Linked DNA regions of Homo sapiens: region 1 is linked to region 2. The links are chromatin loops, found by intact Hi-C in ENCODE. Cell type or tissue: Caco-2. All regions are shown on one strand. Links, peaks and the distances in the headings refer to the core of each region. The heading gives the core; the rest is flanking DNA. Region 1 has its middle 200 kb from the start of RXFP2. Region 2 has its middle 150 kb from the start of RXFP2.

Evidence for each region. Peaks named below come from ENCODE experiments on the same cell type or tissue, not always from the same donor. Only the 100,000 strongest peaks of a DNase experiment are listed, where the experiment ranks them.
Region 1: a loop joins it to region 2, with 7 times the contacts of the local background. A loop is called at or near these places in 2 of 110 quality-filtered maps.

The regions. Positions count from the first base shown.
Region 1 is chr13:31,532,128-31,542,563 of GRCh38, forward strand. No RefSeq gene overlaps it. Among named protein-coding and RNA genes, the nearest start is that of RXFP2, 200 kb to the right of the region's middle. In Caco-2, for the core only: a CTCF peak has its summit at 6,145 (motif pointing right); a DNase peak (open chromatin) is centred at 6,695.
Region 2 is chr13:31,582,821-31,593,256 of GRCh38, forward strand. No RefSeq gene overlaps it. Among named protein-coding and RNA genes, the nearest start is that of RXFP2, 150 kb to the right of the region's middle. In Caco-2, for the core only: no CTCF peak of the experiment used is centred there; DNase peaks (open chromatin) are centred at 5,701 and 6,281.

The DNA.
Region 1 (10,436 bases), core at 1,362-9,361, 50 kb before region 2:
TTAATAAATTTGTAATTTTTTGGCTAAATGTTTTCTCTTTACATGTTTTTCAATATTCTTCTCCTTCATATGTAGGAAGAATTTTCAGTAAATATCTGTGAGTAGTAAACCCTTTCAATATTTTAACATTCCAGAATATCTTTACTTTGTCTTTATTGCTGGAGTAATATTTAGTTGCTTATACAATTTTAGGTTGACCTTTTTCCTCAGCATTTGAAAATGTTATTTTATCATTCTGATAACTGCTACTGTTTTAGATAACTGCTACTGTTTGAAATTGTAATTGTAATTTCATGGAGGGTGATCTCTGTTTTGCTCTGTAGCAGCCTCTTAGATTTTGTCTTTGTCTTTCTTGTTTTGTAGTCTCACTCCTAAGTATTCATCCTGCTTAAGGTGCTACTTTTATAAGACTCCTGTCTTTTTTCAAATCTGGAAAAAATTCAGCAATTTTCTCTTCAAATATTGCTTTTCCCAATTCTCCGCATTCTCCCCTTGTGAAAATCTTACAGGATATATGTTGGATCTTTTTATTTTGATCCTCTGTGTCTCTTCACTTTGCTTTCTTTTCTCCTCTGTGCTCCAGTTTGGTCGTTGTACTTATCCACTTGTATTAGTCTACAGGGTTATTTTCATATCAAAATACTACAGACTGGGTGGTTTAAACAACAGAAATTTATTTCTCAAAGTTCTGTTAGCTCAAAGTCCAAAATCAAGGTGTGGGCATGTTTTGTTGTGAAACTGCCTTCACAAAATTATGACAGTAAGAGAAATTTGATATAGCTGACTCCATTTTGTTTCTGACCTCCAAGTTCTCCTTGGTCATTCCTGAACTTATGCCAAGCTTCATCTGGGAGAAATGTAGTTTATAGTTTAACCCTAAAAGAAAGATAATAGCCCTTCCCAAAACTAAATTAGTTTTGTAAAACTAAATTTAGTAAAAAATCAAATTTACTAAATTTCGTAAAACTAAAGTTATGAGATTTGTAACTTCCCTGATTACTCCTGTAGATAACATCATTATTGTAGAACCTAAAATTGGCCTTTTGAGATTTTTTTTCAGACTTTTGCATTTCTGATGACTGATGGCTCCACTGGCCCCATGACTCATGACTCAACTGGTCCTGTGGCCCCCACCCAGAGGCAGACTCAGATTGGAGGACTGTTTTCCACACTCCTATGATTTCATCCCCAGCCAGTCAACATTCCCCATTCCCTAACCCCCTTGTCAACCAACTGTCTTTGAAAAACCCTAATCTCCAAGTCTTTGGAGAGACTGATTTGAGTAATAACTTCATCTCCTGCATGAAATGGCAGCCTCGTATCAATTAAACTTTTCTTTTAGTACACTACCATGATCTCAGTGAACTGGTTTTGTCGGTGCAGTGGGCAGAAAGAATCTATCAGGCTATTATAGTTTCTTATGAGGCCTCTTTCCCTGGTGTGCAGATGGCCACCTTCTTGCTGTGCCCTCTGTGCGCATGGACACACGGCCTTTCCTTTGTGTGAACACATCCCTAGTGTCTCTTTGTGTGTCCAAATTTTCTTTTCTTTTAAGGGCACCAGTTACACCGCACAAGGGTCCACGCTTCTTTAAGGACCCTGTCTCTAAATACAGTCACATTCTAAACTACTGGGGGTTAGGGCTTCAATTCACCCTTTAACACTATTAATTCACTACTTCTCACTGTCCCTAAATCTATTTTTCTATTCTTTGAGTTATTAAATTTCAGTGACCATAGATTCAATTTCAAGAATATCTTTTGTTCTTGCAAAGATTTGTTCTTTCCCTCCCCCAACATCTTGAATATCTTTTTGCATTTCTTTCTTTCTTTAAACATTTTAGACGTGTTTATTTTAAATCCTCTTTGAGGTGGTCTTGTTATCTTCAGTTCCTGGGAAGGCACATCTTCCAATGAAGTCTCTTTTCCTCTCTTCTTTTGTTTACTTATGTCACTATTACAATTTTTATTACTATTATTTTTTACTATGAGCTCCTTGTCATTGGATTGTCTTCTGTGGGGATCTCCTGGGTGTTGGTTACGACTTTAATCTTCAGAGTAGTTTTATGTTTGCCCACGTTGGGAGCACACTGGGCTTCCACAGTGTCAGACCGCTTTTCTATTACATTCTTAACTTGGTGTTCCTCCACCATGCAAATATCAAGAATTCAGACTTCACACATGTGCATGGTACAAGAGGAGGGCTCAGATTTCTCATGAGTGGCTCTTTTCCCCCATATTTCTTAGGGGAAAACAACTGGAGTTTCCTTTGTGACTTGTCTCCAGGCACTCAAGCTAGAACCAGAACTCCCTCCCGATCAGCCTTCTTTCCCTATGTGTTAGGTCCAATAGAAGGATCACCCCTTGGCTTCAGCATTCACTCACTATGGTGACTTGGAGTTTTCTCTTCATTTTTTGGTTTTAAGCTGAACTGTTTTAAATACTTCTTTGTTATATTCAGCATGTCTATGTTTTAGAGGTTAAAGAGGGGTTTTTTTCCCCCTTCCCTGCTAATGCTTAGTCAATTTTATTGACCCCAAAGACCTGAAGCACTGGATCATTGTCAGTGTCATCCGTAATGATGTTTGCTTCATTTAATATAAAATGCAAAAATTCTGCCACTGGCTATAGATGAGTGACATAGGACTATTCCTTCTATTTAATCGGCTCTGCTGCTGCCTCTCCTGTGAATTGTGTCTACATTCACCTTGGTTGGAGAGCCTTCCTCCTTATGTTTCTTTTGGTAGGAGAATGATTTTCCTTTTTAATCTATGCTAGGGTGGATCCACCACTGGGCCAGAGCACAAATATGGGCTATTTTCCCTACTCATCTTCCTTCTGGCGGAAATTCAGAATTTTTAACCCATAATCCTTTCACATCCAGTGTTGGGTGGATTATACTTTGACCCACATTATCTCATATGACCCTCTTAAAATCCAGTGTAGCTATTATTATCTTAATTTTATAGATAGAGAAATTGGTGTGCAGGGGATAATTACTTATCCAAGATTAGTAACTAATGAAACTGATGATGACACCCTTTCCTCCATGGAGGAGGAACTTCACAAGGAAACGTGGCCCAAATGGAGTTTACTGATTCATTTCCTCATGAGTGACATGAGTAGAACCTCAGGGCTCCTCTCAGCCTAAGAACCTGTATTTGTAAGCTCACCAAGAAAACCTCTGCAGGACCATGCCCTTTACTGTGCATATCTGAAACAACATCAAAATTCCTTGGAGGTGATTATGATAATAGATACAAGAATAATTCTGAGAAATGCATTCATTTGCTCTCTGAAAAGCTGTGTGTTGTAGTTTTAACCTTCTTGGAATTATTGTCTGAAATTTCTGGGACATAATTTTTGGCACCAATTGCTACAGAATCAGAACAAATGGCTTTGTAGACTCAATATGTTTACATGATAATGTGTTAATTTGATAATTTTATATCATGGAATATTGCTTATTTTCATCTTCAGAAATGCAATTGGTATACTGATGTAAAATTCATAAAATTCAGAAGATTGCTTTGGCTCTGGTCTTCGTAATAGAAGTTTTGTGATGCCTTAAAAAAATGTATTAATGTTTTGCCTTGAGGCCCTTGGCTTTCTTTATCATCTCTGTCTCTTCTACCCCTGCAATAAGTGATTCCCTAAAAGCATCCCTATGTTTTGTGCTATCTTGTTTTGTCCTGTAGAATTAATAAAAAAGGAGCTGTTGGCAGCTTTTGTGGGCAACTCCTCATGTCTTTTTGGGGTCCCCAGGTGCCTGATGAAGCCACCCCTGTGTCTTTTGCTTCGTTACCTTCTACATGAAAAAGGGAATTAAAAGTCATTTCCACCTGCCCTGCATTTGCCTTGTGGCTTCAAGAATATGAAAACTAATCAAAAGTGGAAATTGCAGCTTTTTATAACATCTCGCAGCAGGGGCCTTTTCTTTAAAAAGGCAGAAAAAAGAAAATGGAACAGAAGAATTGACAGTTAAACTCATAGGGCCCCAAAACCTTCAAAGTTTCATCTCTAGGGTCTTCTGAAAAGAAAAAGCCTGTGCTCTGGAGGTTTTTACCTCCAGGACTTAATGTACGAAGATGCTTTTGACACTTCAAAGGGGTTTGATGTTTCACAGTTATGGGCAGATTTCCTCAAAGTTGCATTTTGCCTGATATGCTGTTCAATGTTGTTCTTCACATGGGCGATTTCAGCAAGAGCTACATTCTAACCTCTCTTAGATCTTGAAAATCACTCATCCTGCTATTCTAGGAAATCTAATCTATCAACAGCTGAAAACTTCACCTAAACACCACGGACTGGGTGAAGAAAGGAAACAGATGATGATTTTTAATTACTGCCTTGAGTCAGGTGCCCAGAAACGTCTCCCCACTCACTGTCCTGCAAATGGTTTTTAGGGTGTAAGGAGAGCTATGCATATTTTGGTTAGTAAGAGTAAATCTGTGTGTGTGTGTATGTGTGTGTGTGTGTGTGTGTGTGTGTGTGTGTGTGTGTTTTGATGTACTCCCTGATTCCTTCTGTGAGCTTCAATTTCATTTTGTCAGCTCCAGGATATCTGTTCTCAAGAAAGGAAATTTGAGACACCTGAATTTTGCTGTGTTTATTGCTGTTAATCTTTAGTGCCTCTCCCCTCCAAGTATTTACTGAAAACATTGTGTAACTTATTTGGAAGAATGTCGATACCTGTATAACATTGCTCAGAGAACTTTTAAAAATCCACCAGAGAAAACATCTGACACACAAAAAATATCTTAAGTCTCATTCACACACACACAAACACACACACATACGCACACACACAAATTCCTTGAAAGAAACTCAGAAAACCACGGAAAAAGAAATAAGATTTTGGATGTTGCTGGAGACAAACTGCATCAGAGAGATTAATTTTAAAAGCATTTTATGGTTTTCACACAGCTTAGCATGGAAGAAGTGACCAGGTCAAGAATGGTCTTCATTTTTAGTAAATTAGGCAGGATGCTCTGAAGCAGTGGCTTGCTCTGATTCTCTAATTGTCTTTCTAAGCATTGGTTTTATGAAATCTTACTGCCCATCCTGCTGACAGCATAGCACACAGGGCAGAATTCAAGCTCAGTGTGGATGTGTCCAGCTTCAGGTCAGTGAATCAGTGGCAGGGTCACATCCTGAGTTTACAACCTTTAAATTATGGTCTCCCTGCTCTACAGCCAGGGAGCTCGGTTTTGCTATTTCAGGATACAAGCTATTGATTTGTGAGGCAATACTTCAACAATTAATCAAGAAATAATTATTCATGGAGCATCTTTAATTTGTTGTATATTCCCTGGGACTGATTGGGAGTACCCTTTATCTGTCCTTGCATAGCTGATGCTAATCTGGTTGGGGAGAAGCTTTGTTTAATATGTATTAGACACTAAGCAATGAGCAAGCTATGCCAGTCAATACTATCAATGTAATTAATGTTGTTAATATGCAACTTTTTTTGGGGCTCACATGAGAGTAAGATCTATGAGGGCAGAAACTATATAGGAAGGCTTCCATCAGAAAGGCGATTAAATGAGCCACAGGGAAAAGGAGATGCATTATTGGCTGGAGTGGGGTGGTAGAACATAGAATAGAATAGCCTACTTAGGAAAAATCATATCTGAATAGAAGTGTAGGTTCATCCTATACCTCCACCCTCATGTTCCTGCATAAATCGCCACATAGTCTAAGCTTCAGCTAGGAGCTTAGACCACTTTTGACCATTTATTATTATCTTTATTCATTTTTATTCATGTTTTCATTCAATGAAATGAATATTTATGGAATGCCTGCCTAGTGTTAATACTTTACCAGTCACTGAGGGCTCAAGGGTGAGTAAGTGGCCATGGTTGCATGCTGGTTATGAGCATGGATTTTGGAGTCAAATAGACTTGACTAAGGGCTGTCTCTGATAACTACCAGCTGAACAAATTATTTAAATTCTCAAAGCATCATTTTTGTCATTAGCAAATAAGAATACCTCACAAGGTTGTTTATAACTAGAATTTTGCCTGGCCTTCCTCCTTATCAGTTTTTCTCTATAGAATAATTGCTTCCTCTTTCCTGAAGTTTTGGGATGTTTCCGAAAGTGGAAGCTGTTTGATATGTGTCCTCCAGAGGGCAGTCCCCTGCAGATACTCTCCCAGATTCTCAGGACTTTCCTGACTTCTAGCCATCCTATAGACCGGTGTTGAGCTCTTCCTTTGATTCTGTGAATTATTACACATCTGTGTGTATGATATGATCATGGTCCTGTGCTTTAGAAACATCTCTCTGATGTGGAAGAAATGAAGCCGGGTATTTTGCCCAATTAGAGCTGCCTAGACTAGCTATAATCTCTCTAATAGTGATATCCATATGCAGACAGAGACAGATTGAGTAGTCAAAAATGCTTTAGCTAAACCAATAACTCACTCAGCATTTATAGGTTGAAATTAATTATAGGAGAAATTGGTTCCTGTCTTTTTATAACTTAAGTGGAAAAATATAATCTTCTATAACAAATGTTATAGCGTAAGTGGTTGGACTATTCAACCCTATAACTCAGCAGTTATATACCTTGGAAGGTCTATTTTTTATCACCTTAAATACTAGTAAACACAGACGCTTTATAAAGTGATAACCAGGAGAAGATGCTGTACATTTGTAATCTTTAGAACTCAGCCCCACTTGGCTGGCTGCCAACAATGCTTCCAACTTATTGTGTTTTCATGGCCACAGGAATGTAAACATTCCATAACCTCTTCTTCCTTGTCATTCCTAGAAGAGCAATTTGAAGGCAGTATTAATAATGCTTCACGTATATATCCCCACAGGGTTACTTTCTCTTTCTTTGCAAGTCCTCATGCTAAATACTGTCATAACTCACTAATCTATAACCAAGGTCAGTAAAGATTTAAAGAGGATCCTCTTTGATTCTACATTGGACATTCTATAGAGAATCAACTGAAAACAAGATTGGAGACATTCTGGAGATGACAGTCATCTGAATATGAATAATGGAAATGGGAATGTGTTAAGAAGTACTTACATGATGGACTCAATGAAACTTGGTGACTTATTGGGGGAAAGCATTGAGGGAAAATTAGGAAAGAATGAGACCAGGGATAACACCTAGGTTTCTATCTTAGGTAACTCTGGATGATGGTGACATTATATGAATCGGAGCACAGGTGGGGGAACGTATTGGGGGGTAAGATGATGCAATTCTGTGTGGGCATGCTGCATTTGAGGGCTTGTTAACTGTGTAGTGTATCGAATATTCTGGTTTCTTCCTCCTGGATCCCCTCTCTGCCTGATGAATGCAGGAGTGACCATGTGGACCTTCCAGGCACAAGGCTTAAGAGCCAGATGTTTTCCATACAATCTCGGTCTCAGACGAAAAACAACGTAGAGTCTCAACTGATTTGAGATGAGTATGTAGTGTAAGCAAGGCATAAACCTATTTTTTACCATAAGCTGCTGGAATTTGGGATCATTTATTTCCTCAGCTCAATGTAGCTGATATTTACTGTCACAACATCTAAGTTACGTCTGTGGAAAAGGCACCAACTCTCAGAAGAGACATCAGGACTGAAGACACAGATTTGGAAATCTTCCTTGTTTAGATGGTAGCCATACTTACTACAGGGGGTGCTATTTTCTAGAGAGATTACAGATAGATTAATAAGAGAAGGGAGTCTATATCAGTGAAGGTCAAACCAAGCCAGAAATAAAGAAACCACATTGGGTATTTAAAACAAAGATAATTTAATACAAGGAATTTTGTGCATAAGTAATGAAAGAGCTGAAAAGCTAAACTATGACACAGAGATACCATCCGGAGATTAGCAATAGCAGCAAGTCACCACCACCCCTGGCCAGAAGGACAAAGAGAGGAGGGGGTATGACCAGAGACCCGAGTTCAAGGTCTTTGGCAGAAGGTGGGACCACAGCAGGCCTGTTACTGAGAACTGGAGCCACAGAGTAACACAGCTACTGCTGGAGACACCAGAGGAGACAGACACGGGGGGAGTTAGCCTCCCTGTGATATAGAGAATCACTTACATTTTAGACTTGATCTTCCCTGCTACAATTATGTAGCAGTAATCTGATTCCCCCTTGGAAACTAACCTCATTCACCTGAGCCAGTAAAGCAACCTCCTGTCTGTCTATTGGTTCAAGAACGTGAGGAGCTCAAATAGCCAAGTGACAGTCTCATTTCCAGCTTACTGGGATCCTTGTTGTGTCACTTGGTAGAAACACTCCTTCCTTGGCTTCAGGGAGAGGAAGCAAAAATTCTACAAGTGTGCTATGAAGTATAAACAGCACCCATGCCCAGTTCCACCACGTGGACCCAGAATGCATGCATTGTTGCTATGGGAGAAATAGCATCATATGTTGATGATTCATTCAAAGCATACACTGAGGCCATAACTGAATCTTCAGTGGATCTGAGTTGACATTAATTTAATCCTTAGGGACATAAAATGTCACAGTAATGTTTGAGTGTCAAAAACACCTAGGGTTAGGCAGCAGTTCTGCCACTTACTAACTCAGGCACTTCACTTAACTCTTCTGAAACTTATTTTACTTTTGCATTAAATAAAAAAATTTAAAATGCCAACAGGATATTACTTGGGCCAATACATGAATGTTGAAAACACCCAAGAAAATGACAAATCATGAGGAGGAGAGAAAGACTTTATCAACAACAGCAGGTGGAGAAAAGTTTAGACAAAGAACATGAGCCTCAGAGGTGCAGGAACTTTACCTTTGTGACTTTGTTAATGTCACTTTGTTTATTTCTTCTGCTGGATGTTTTAGCTGTCATGTAGAATCCTGCTCATCTTTCAAAGATCAGCTCAAATGCCACTTCCTCCATGAAGCTTTGCTTAATGGGAGTTATCATCAACAGCAGCTCATAAAATATTTACTGAGGTCTTGCTATGAGTAGGGGTCTGTGCTAAAATATAATGAGGTCGAGATGTCAAGTCAAGTGAAAGAAACCAGTCTGAAAAAGCTGCATACTGTGTGATTCCAACTATAGGACATTCTGGAAAAAGCAAAACTATAGAGACTAAAAATACCAGTGGTTTCCAAGGATTTGGGAAAAGAGAGGCAGGATTGAAATGGTAAAACAGAGGGTGTATTTAGGGCAGTGAAACAATTCTATATGATACTATAATGGGGGATACCTGACATTATACATTGATCAAAACCCACAGAACTGTATGACACAAAGAGTGAACCCCCATAAACAACTGGCCTTAGTTAATAATAATGTATCAATATTGGTTCATCAATTGTGACAAATGTACCACACTAATGCAAGATGTTAAGAATAGGAGAAAGTGTTGGGCTGGGGGAAAGGGGTATATGGCAGCTCTCTGTACTTCCTGGTAAATTTTCTTGTAAACCTGAAACTGCTCTGAAAAAATCAGGTCTATCAATTTAAAAATGATATAATGGAGTCTTCTGTCTATTGCTTTAAAATTGTAAATCTTTCTGGAGAAGAAGGTGTCCACAAAATAATTTCCATGAGAGTGTATGCTATATGAGCGTGAACGCATAGATGGTAATGACAAAAATGTTCAGATAAGTATTCTCTAAGGACTGAGGCAAGGCATTGATGGGAGGGGAGAGCTTGGGTAAGAAGAAAAGAATTACAAGGGCGTTCTGAACCAGGCAGGCCATCTGATTAAAAGTGGAGAAAATGGTAATAGTCATGCTTTCCTCAGGGATACATTCTGAGAAATGACTCGTTAGTAGATTTCATCATTATGTGAACATCATAGAATGTCTTCACACAAGCGTAGATGGAATAACCTACTACACACCTGGGCTATATGGCACAGCCTGTTGCACCTAGGCTACAAACCTGCACAGCCGGTTACTGCACTGAATTCTGTAGGCAACTGTAACACAATGGTAAGTATTTGTGCATCTAAACATATCACATAGAAAAGGTACAGTAAAAATATGGTATTATAAGATTATGTGACCACTGTTATATATGTAGTCCATCATTGACTAAAATATTATTATGTGGCACATGACTGTATGTGCGAAGCCTCCTGCTAACTGTAGAGGAACTTTTAAGTGTTTTTTTGAGACAGAGTTTCGCTCTTGTTGCCCAGGCTGGAATGCAATAGCACCATTTTGGATCACTGCAATGTCTGCCTCCTGGGTTCAAGCGATTCTCCTGGCTTTTTTTTTTTTTTTTTTTTTGAGATGAAGTCTCAGTCTGTCACCCCCGCTGGGGTGCAGTGGTGCAATCTCGGCTCACTGCAACCTCCACCTCCCGTGGTCAAGTGATTCTCCTGCCTCAGCCTCCTGAGTAGCTGAGATTACAGGTACACGCCACCAAGCCCAGTTAATTTTTGTATTTTTAGTAGAGATGGGGTTTCACCATGTTGGTCAGGCTGGTCTCGAACTCCTGATCTC
Region 2 (10,436 bases), core at 1,114-9,113:
ACTCTCTTCTGGCTTGTGGAGTTTCTGTGGAGAGATCTGCTGTTAGTCTGATGGGCTTCCCTTTGTGGGTAACCTGACCTTTCTCTCTGGCAGTCCTTAACATTTTTCCCTTCATTTCAACTTTGGTGAATCTGACAATTATGTGTCTTGGAGTTGCTCTTCTCGAGGAGTATCTTTGTGGCATTCTCTGTATTTCCTGAATTGGAATGTTTGGCCTGCCTTGCTAGGTTGGGGAAGTTCTCCCGGATAATATCCTGCAGAGTGTTTTCCAACTTGGTTCCATTCTCCCCATCACTTTCAGGTACACCAATCAGACGTAGATTTGGCCTCTTCACATAGTCCCATATTTCTTGAAGGCTTTGTTCGTTTCTTTTTGCTCTTTTTTCTCTAAACTTCTCTTCTTGCTTCATTTCATTCATTTGATCTTCAATCACTGATACCCTTTCTTCCAGTTGATCGAATCGGCTACTGAAGCTTGTACATTCATCATGTAGTTCTCGTGCCATGTTTTTCAGCTCCATCAGGTCATTTAAGGACTTCTATACATTGGTTTTCTAGTTAGCCATTCGTCTAATCTTTTTTCAAGGTTTTTAGCTTCTTTACGATGGGTTCGAACTTCCTCCTTTAGCTCAGAGAAGTTTGATCTTCTGAAGCCTTCTTCTCTCAACTCGTCAAAGTCATTCTCCATCCAGCTTTGTTCCGTTGCTGCTGAGGAGCTGTGTTCCTTTGGAGGGGGAAAGGCACTCTGATTTTTAGAATTTTCAGCTTTTCTGCTCTGTTTTTTCCCCATTTTTGTGGTTTTATCTACCTTTGGTCTTTGATGATGGTGACGTACAGATGGGGTTTTGGTGTGGATGTCCTTTCTGTTTGTTAGTTTTCCTTCTAACAGTCAGGACCCTCAGCTGCAGGTCTGTTGGAGTTTGCTGGAGGTCCACTCCAGACCCTGTTTGCCTGGGTATCAGCAGCAGAGGCTGCAGAACAGCGAATATTGCTGAACAGCAAATGCTGCTGCCTGATTGTTCCTCTGGAAGCTTCGTCTCAGAGGGGTACCTGGCCGTGTGAGGTGTCAGTCAGCCCCTACTAGAGGGTGCCTCCCAGTTAGGCTACTCGGGGGTCAGGGACCCACTTGAGGCGGCAGTCTGTCCATTCTCAGATCTCAAATTCCGTGCTGGAAGAACCATTGCTCACTTCAAAGCTGTCAGACAAGGACATTTAAGTCTGCAGAGGTTTCTGCTGCCTTTTGTTCGGCTATGCCCTGCCCCCAGAGGTGGAGTTTACAGAGGCAGGCAGGCCTCCTTGAGCTGCAGTGGGCTCCACCAAGTTCGAGCTTCCTGGCCACTTTGTTTACCCACTCAAGCCTCAGCAATGGCAGGCATCCCTCCCCCACCCTTGCTGCTGCCTTGCAGATCGATCTCAGACTGCTGTGCTAGCAGTGAGCAAGGCTCTGTGGGCATGGGACCCTCTGAGCCAGGTGTGGGATATAATCTCCTGGTGTGCCGTTTGCTACGACCACTGGAAAAGCTCAGTATTAGCATGGGAGTAACCCGATTTTCCAGGTGCTGTCCGTCACTGCTTCCCTTGGTTAGGAAAGGGAATTCGCTGACCCCTTGCGCTTCCCAGGTGAGGCAATGCCTTGCTCTGCTTTGGCTCAAGCTCAGTGGGCTGCACCCACTGTCCGGCCCCCACTGTCCAACAAGCCCCAGTGAGATGAACCCAGTACCTCAGTTGGAAATGCAGAAATCACCTGTCTTCTGTGTCACTCATGCTGGGAGCTATAGACTGGAGCTGTTCTATTCGGCCATCTTAGAATCCCCAGTAATTACATATTTTTTAAAACTATTTTCAGAAGTTCTATTTAAGAAAATGAAGTATTTACAGAGTACAATATGGGTCTGGATATGACTTGGTGCTTAAGAAAAGGGAAAAATATTCAGAAACTCTCAGTATCTAAGGATTTTAAAACACCATGGTTGTTCTTTTTTTTTTTTTTTTTTTTTTTTGAGACAGAGTCTCGCTCTGTCACTCAGGCTGGAGTGCAGTGGCATGATCTCAGCTCACCGTAAGCTCCACCTCCCGGCTTCATGCCATTCTCCTGCCTCAGCCTTCAGAGTAGCTGGGACTACAGGCGCCCGCCACCATGCCTGGCTAAATTTTTGTGTTTTTAGTAGAGACGGGTTTTCACCGTGTTAGCCAGGATGGTCTCGAACTCCTGACTTTGTGATCCACCTGCCTCAGCCTCCCAAAGTACAGGGATTACAGGCATGAGCCACCGCGCACGGCCCATGTTTGTTCTTTCAGGCAGACTTTCCCTGTTGCAAAGGACAGAAATTTAGTACAAAATAGCTTAAATCAAAATGGAGTTTGTTGGCTCACATCACTGGGAAGTCTGTTAACTTTAGGATCAAGCCATAGCTTGATCAGCCTGTTCCCAAGATACCCCACTGAGTCTCTCCCTTTCTCTCTTCCTCTCTGTTTTCATTTCTTAGCTCTATTAACTTCTGCTTGTTCTCATCTAAGCCAGGTTAGGCTCTCTGCCTGTGTACAATGACAGTCACAGTAGCTTGATAATCATAAGGGGTGATTATCTCAGAAATGACCTCCTTTCTGCTCCCCCAGCAGCTACATCAATCCCAAATTTAGCTCTGTTGGATCAAATGCCCACCCCTGGGGGAAATCACAGTATTAAGAGGTAGGGCTTTCAAGAGGTGATTAGGTCATGAGGACTCCTCCCTCATGAATGAGATTAAAGCCCTTGGGAATGGGACATTGCAAAGCATTCCTCTCATTCACTCTTCTGTCATATGAGGACACAGCAATCCTCCCATCAGAGATGCATCCTTCCCCAGACACCAAACCTACCAGTGCCTTGATCTTGGACTTCCAGCCTCCAGAGCTGAGAGAAATAAATTTCTGTTCTCTGTAAATTACCCAGTCTGTGGTATTCTGTTATAGCAACACAAATGAACTAAGACATAAATTGGAACAAGAGAAGTGGGGTGTTGCTATAACAAATACCTGACAATGTAGAAGCAGCTTTGGAACTAGGTCATGGGTAGAGACTGGGAGAGTTTTGAAGTGAGTGCTGGAAAATAGAGTGAGTCTGTGTTTCCATGAAGGGATCATTGAGGGCAATTCTAATGAGCACTCAGAAGAAGAGGAAAGCCATAGGGAAAGCCTCAGTCTTTCCAGAAATTATCTAAGTGGTTGTGAACAGAATGTTGGTAGAAATATGGACAGTGAAGACATTTCTGATGAGGTCTCAGGTAGAAATGAGGAAAAAGGTTTTGGAAACTGGATGAAAGGCCATCCTTGTTACAAAGCAACAGAGAATTACGTCCATGACCTAGGACTTTGTGAAAGGCAGAACATAAGAGGGACGAACTAGGATATCTGCAAGAAGAAATCTCTCAACAGCCAAGTAGTGAGGGGGCTGTGTGGTTTCTCTTGATTGCTGATAGTAAAATGTGAGAAGAGATAAATGATTTAGAGGTGAAAATTGTAATTCAAAGAGAAGCAGGATATAAAGATTTGGAAATTTTGCAGCCTGGCCATGTAAAAAGAATAAAGAAGCGTGTTTAGTAGAAAAAACAGAGTGTGTAAAGAGACCATTTGTTAAGAAGATTAGTATGGCTAGAAGGAAGCCAGGTGCTTATTCATCAAGATAATGAGAGAATAACACAGAGAGGCTGTCCTTCCCTTCACAGTCCCAGAGTGACAGGACCTCAAGGCCAAAACAATTTAAAGGGTAATTTACAGAGAACAGAAATTTATTTCTCTCAGCTCTGGAGGCTGGAAGTCCAAGATCAAGGCACAGGTAGGTTTGGTGTCTGGGGAAGGATGCATCTCTGATGGGAGGATTGCTGTGTCCTCATATGACAGAAGAGTGAATGAGAGGAATGCTTTGCGATGTCCCATTCCCAAGGGCTTTAATCTCATTCACCAGGGAGGAGTCCTCATGACCTAATCACCTCTTGAAAGCCCTACCTCTTGAGGCTTGCTGCTCAGGCTCAGAGCAGTCTTGGCTGCCCCAGCTGTGGCACAGATAGGTGAAGGTGTGACTTGGGCCATCACTCTAGAAGGTATAAGTGATGAGTGTTGGTGGTGTCCACATGGTACTAACTTCACAGGCTTGTAGGGTAGAGGTGCTTTAGAGGTATGGCTTCCTCCACCTAGATTTCAAAGGATGTTGACAGCCTCAGGGCTCAGGCAGAGACTTGCCTCAGGAGCGGGCCACTGCAGAAAGACCCCTACTAAGGCAATGCTTAGTGGAACCATAGGGGCAGGGTCACCCCCAACACCCCATAAGTGTATGTAGAGCTACCAGCATGCGATACCAGCTTGGGATTGCTGCAGGCACCTGACTCCAACCAGTGAGAGCTGCTGCGTGGGCTGTGCCCAGCAAAGCTGTGAGGGGGCTGTGAGGGCTGTCTAAGGCCTTAAGGGCCCAACCTCTGCCCCAGTGTGTCTGGAAGGCAGTAAAAGTATTGTTCTTGAAACTGAAGATTTAATGTTGTTCGCCCTGTTGGGTTTTGAACTTACTTGGAGTCTGTTACTCCTGTCTTCTTTCCTGTTGCTCCATTTTGGAATGGAATGTCTATCCTATGCCTTACCACTGTATTTTGGAAACAAATCACTTGTTTTATTTCCCAGGCTCATAGCTGGAGTGAAATTCACCTCAGGATAAATTGTGCCTGGAATCTCACTGATATCTGATTTAGATTAGACTTTGGACTCAGACTGTAAAGTTGATGTTGGAATGAGTTAAGACTTTTGGGGGCTACTGGGATAGAAAGAATGCATTTTGTATATAAGAAGGATATAAATTTGGGGGGCTGGGGCAGAATGCTATTGTTTGAATATGTCTCTTCCAAAATTCTGATGTTGTCCATGTGTTGGTATTAAGAGGTGTGGCTTTAAGACATGATTTGTTCAAGAGGGCTCTGCCCTCATCAGTGGAACTAAGGCCTTACAAACAAGGCTGCATGCTGTTCATCTCCTGCTTGCTCTCTTCTGCTCTGCTGCTATGTGAAGACAGATCCCCTCCCCTTCTGAGGATGCAGCCTTCCCCCAGACAACGGAATCTGTCAGTACCTTGATTTGAGGCTTCCCAGCATCCAGCACTGGGAGAAACATTAGATTGGTGCCAAAATAATTGTGGTTTTTGCCATTACTTGTAACAAATTTCTGTTCTTTATAAATTACCCAGTCTGTGGTACTGTGTTATAGCATCACAAACAAACTAAGACAGAGCCCTTATAGATGGCCCTCTAGAATCACAGAAGATAGGGCAGGGACAGCTACGCTATGGAATGAGAGCAAGGAAAACAAAAAAGTAACCCACGTGCACCAAAGACCTAGTCCAAGTGAGACAGGAGTGGGACACAGCTCCTCCTTCAGATATTTTTTTCTTTTTTTTTTTCCTCTCTCCACAAAACCCAGACTACTACCTCGCTGATGCTGTACCCACTAACCCCAAGGGTTTAGTCATACAAAGAAAATAGCCATTTTTCTTTGCTCTCATAATGTTTAACCATGCCTTTTACTTAAAGAATTCCAGGAACTGTCCTTCGGAGATCCACAATATTGAACCAAGGTTGTGGAGTGTTCCACCTTGGGAAGGAATGTTGGACAATTGATTTACAGCCTTGTTGCCACCTGCCAGACTACCAGGTTGCCCTTTACTCAAGATAACCATGGCAACCAGAAGTGCTGACCTGCATACCCTACAGCTCCCATGCTTTACGCAGCCTGCAAACCCCACCCCTGATGTCAATTCCTACTCTTCACCTAATAAAAATTCCCTACTGGGGCTGTTTTCAGAGAGCTAGCTAGAAAATCCTTATACCTCAGCTGTTTCCCTTGCACAAGCCCCAGAATAGAGCCTCATCGAGGAAACATGCTTGGCTTGTGTTGATTTCTATTACCTGGGGAATCTAAGAGCCCATAGTCTGTAACACAGGTACTCTATACTATCTGGGGTGGTCATCTAGTCTAAATTTAAATGCATCAGAATTAGGGAACTTTATTATATGCTGCCGCTACTACTACTGGTATCAATAGCAACCATTTTTTGGACACTTAGAAGCTGACAGGCATTGGATGGATGTAGTCCTATGTCATGTACTCCACAGGCCACCCTCAAGCTACCAGGCCCAAAGCCAGCAGCTCCACTGCCACCTGTTTCAGCAAAATGGGATCCCCAGCAGAGCTCGTTTCCCAGAAGACTCATTTCTGAAAGGAATACAGCACAAGGCTCCTGATTGTCAGCACCTGGCTCCATTCTTTACCTCCTCCTGGCAAGGGACTGGGACTTTGAGTTTGGACTTCAGCACTAGGCAGACAGGACAACAGTGATAGGCACCAAGAATGACAAATGTCCACTTGTCTTTCTAATACCTACACATAATCTTCTTATGTGCTTAAACTTTCAAGTAAAAAATCCCTCAATGGAACTGAATAAATTAAAACTCACTCTATCCCAAAAGGAAACCACTCAAGAGTTTCTCTTTTTTTGCATACAGCACTGAATTCAGGAATTTGGGGCCAAGTTTTTGTTTTTTGTTTTTTTTTAACCAAGTTTTCTTCCAATCCCATATTGGTCTTCTGCTGCCTCTGGACTAAATCTGTGAAGGTCACCATCACAACACATTCTGTATACACTAGGGGAATGGAAGAGATAAAAATAAATTATTATGAAAGTATTATCATTACATGATACGACAAGAAAATATGGGTACATGCCATGGTTCTCATTTCGGTGACTGATTGTTTATAGTTTTTATCAGTTCTTTTCTTCAGTAACTCTTTCATCTTCCCTTGGCCCATGGCTGGTACCTTGACCTGCTTCAGTTGGTTGCTCAGTGGATGGCTCTAAAAGATATTCCTGAGGCATCTGGGTCCTTGGTAGTCCTTTCTGTATGAGGTGCTATAGTTTTTGTTTGTTTGGTTTTTTTTTTCCAAAATTGAGGTGTTTATCTCTTTAACCCAAGCAGAAAAATGCATAACCCAGACTTCCTAAAAACACAGAACAACGAAATGGAACAGGATTGAAATTACCCTATTCCCAGGCTATGTGAGTTAAAATCAGAAGATCTGATTGAAGACAAATGTTCAAGTCACAGAAGAAAGATATTCTACCAGTGGTTACCTGGGCCTGTTTTGAGCTTTTGGTTCATATGGTTTTGGGGAAGTTCTCCAGTCATCTCTCCATCTTATGTTATTCATTAACAAAGAAACTATTTATATATTTACCAAGGCATCTCTTTATCTATTCTGAGACAAAGAAATCAAAATTTTTTTCAAACGTTGTCTTTTGAGGTAAATTAATAAGCAACCATGAAATAACAAAAAACAAAGTGAAGCTCTTTTGGTCATTTTTCCACCTTTGTTGTGTGTTTAAATTAAGTTTTCCAAAAATCTGCTAACGGAGAAATTACTGTCTGGGTCTGCTGAAACTTTACCTATGTCCACAGTCTCAACCAGGAACAATTTGACCACAAAAATGTACTTCCTTTTATCAATAAGTTGATAAAAATGTCAATTATGTCATCCAATATAAATCATAAAATATATAACAAAAATATAAAATTTTTAAGTGCTGGGAAAGAACTGAGAATGAAAAGGAATGAATGGAAATATGCAATACTTCAACCAGACCCTATTTCTTAATCATTAAAACTCTTTTTCTATTTTACTTCGACATAGTGAATTTCAACAGGAACTGAAAAAACAGGAATATGGTGCTAGTTCATTCTGATTTAAAGTTTGAACTCTATTTCAGAATTCTCATATCAAGGAGTTCTGAACATTTCGCCAATTATTTTCAGAAGGAAATGTGAAAGAGCAATATATCAGAACTCAAAATGAAAAGTATATAACTTCATAATCCCTCTTCTGAAACCTTGGAGTCAGAGGTGCTTCAATGTTCAGAATATTTCTGCAGCGTCCTAAGGCAGCTTCAGTAATTAAATACATTAATATCTCTGTGTAGAAATATATGATTATTTACATACAGTGGGACGAATAAAGACTAATCATAGCCCCATGTCAGTTAAGGTCAAGTTTCATGGCCAAATGAGTTCAGGTCAGAGCAAGTTTTGTGGCCAAGTGACTTATGAAAATATTTTCAACTTTCAGAGCTATTTTACTTCCTGTAAATACAGATTAAAAAAATCAGGACCTTCCTACACTGAAAGGAACTTTGTTTTTAAAGGGCTTTACATTGTTGTCCAGCGATTTTTCATTAAGGCTTTTATACAGAACTCAAATGATTGTAAAATGCTATAATTAACTCTCATCAAAAACAAAAACAAAAAACCCTTTAATCTTTAAGGCCACCTACACTGTGCAAATAATGTACAGAAAATTAGAGAAAACCACAACTTATGTCTTTTTTCAGTATATCAAAATCTGTATAACACCAATGTGGTTCTTCTGAGATTCTGACAACTTACAATTCAAAAAGGAGTTATGGCTGCAAAAAAGTGTGAAATTCTGTGTGATTGTATCTTCTGGGGGAGCAGCTGTGAAGTACATCTTTCCCTCTCTTTAATTCTAACCTGCAAATTAAGAAATAAGTTTTTTCAGTAGCAGGATATTAAAATATTCTAGCTGATTCATATCGTATTTATAATTTATATATTCATAATATATTTTAATAAAATATATCAATATTTTAAATGTTATAATTTATGTATAATTATATCATGACTTATTTGTAATAAAGTATGATTTGATTATATTTAACATTTATATAATTTTATATTTATAATTTATTTTTCATAGTTCTAATATTTGAATTTATAATAAGTATTTATAATTTGTTTTATAATATTTATAAATTCCCCTCCTGATGATTATATACTTACCACTATTCACACCCCTCCCCTTTGAAATAACTACGAAAAGTCTCCTGCTTCTCCTCCCCCCTTTGAAGCAGAAACAATGACTGCCAGAAAAGTTCCATATAGGAAATTAAAAAAACATCAATCAGTTTCACAGACAGCAACTGAAAGATCTAAAGAAAAGCCCTTACTTAAAGGTATATGCTCTCCTTTCAGCACAATTCAGCTCTTCCATTGGGGAACTTAATAAAATACTGTACATATGAAGAAAAAAGCACACCTCTTGGCAGTAAAACTTTGGCAACTGCTTCGAAACAATCCTGTTGAAATGAGGTGGGGCTACTTTGAGAGTTTTTCTGAAGCTCCAATATCCTGACGACCCATCAGCATGACACTGAGCTAGAAGTGAGGGCAAAAGAAGCTGAGATTTTCTTTGAAATAAACAAACGTTCAAATCTCTAATTGAAAACTTGGAACATGATTTTGGGAAAGCAAATGTGTCAGTGTATGAGACTTTAAAATATTTAAACCCCTTGGCTGAAAATTAGAAATGGAAAATAGCCAGGTGCAGTGGCTCACGCCTGTAATCCCAGCACTGTGGGAGTCCAAGGCAGGCGGATCACCTGAGGTCAGGAGTTTTAGACTAGCCTGGCTAACGTGGTGAAACCCTGTCTCTACTGAAAATACAAAAATTAGCTGGGCATGGTGGTGTGCACCTGTAATCCCAGCTACTAGGGAAGCTGAGGCAGGAGAATTGCTTAAACCTGGGAGGTGGAGCTTGCAGTGAGCCGAGATCGCACTACTGCACTCCAGTCTGGACAACGGAGCGAGACTCCGTTTCAAAAAAAAAAAAAAAAAAAAAAGGAATGGAAAATATAAGCAAAGATAAACAAGATTAAACAGCCCAAATGTGTAACACAAGGAGAAGGCTTCTAAAATCATTGTATTCATACCAGGGAATATAATGTAGCCACTAAGCCATCCACAAAAAAATAAAATTATGTGAAAAAATGTTCAAAGTGTTAAGCAGAAAAAGTAGTCTCCAAAATCTAGTACAGTCTTCATGTTCCCTCACTACTGGATCATTCCTGTGAGTAAACACACCTGCTTTATTATTTCCCAACTTGAAAGAAAAATTCCTTAACCCAAACATCCACCTCCTGAATTAAACTGGAGTAGTTTCTCCCATTTACTGTAAATTTTCTTGATACAGTTGTCCATACTTGGTTTGCTTCCTGAACTGATTTCTTGTCTTCTTTTTTTTTTTAGAGACAGTGCCTCACTCCGTCGCTCAGGCTGGCATGCAGTGGCACAATTATGGCTCAATGCAGCCTGGAACTCCCAGGCTCAAGCGATCCTTCCATCTCCCAAGTAGCTTGAACAATACCTGTGTGCCACCAAGCCCAGCTGCATTTTTTACTTTTTCTAGAGATGGGGTCTCACTGTGTTGTCCAGGCTGGTCTCAAACTACTGACCTCAAGCTATCCTCCTGCCCCAGCCTCCCAAAGTGCTGGGATTACTGGTGTGAGCCACTGCACCCAGCCCTCCTGCACGGACTTCGATTAAAATTTTGCCCTCACTATCCTACCAAAA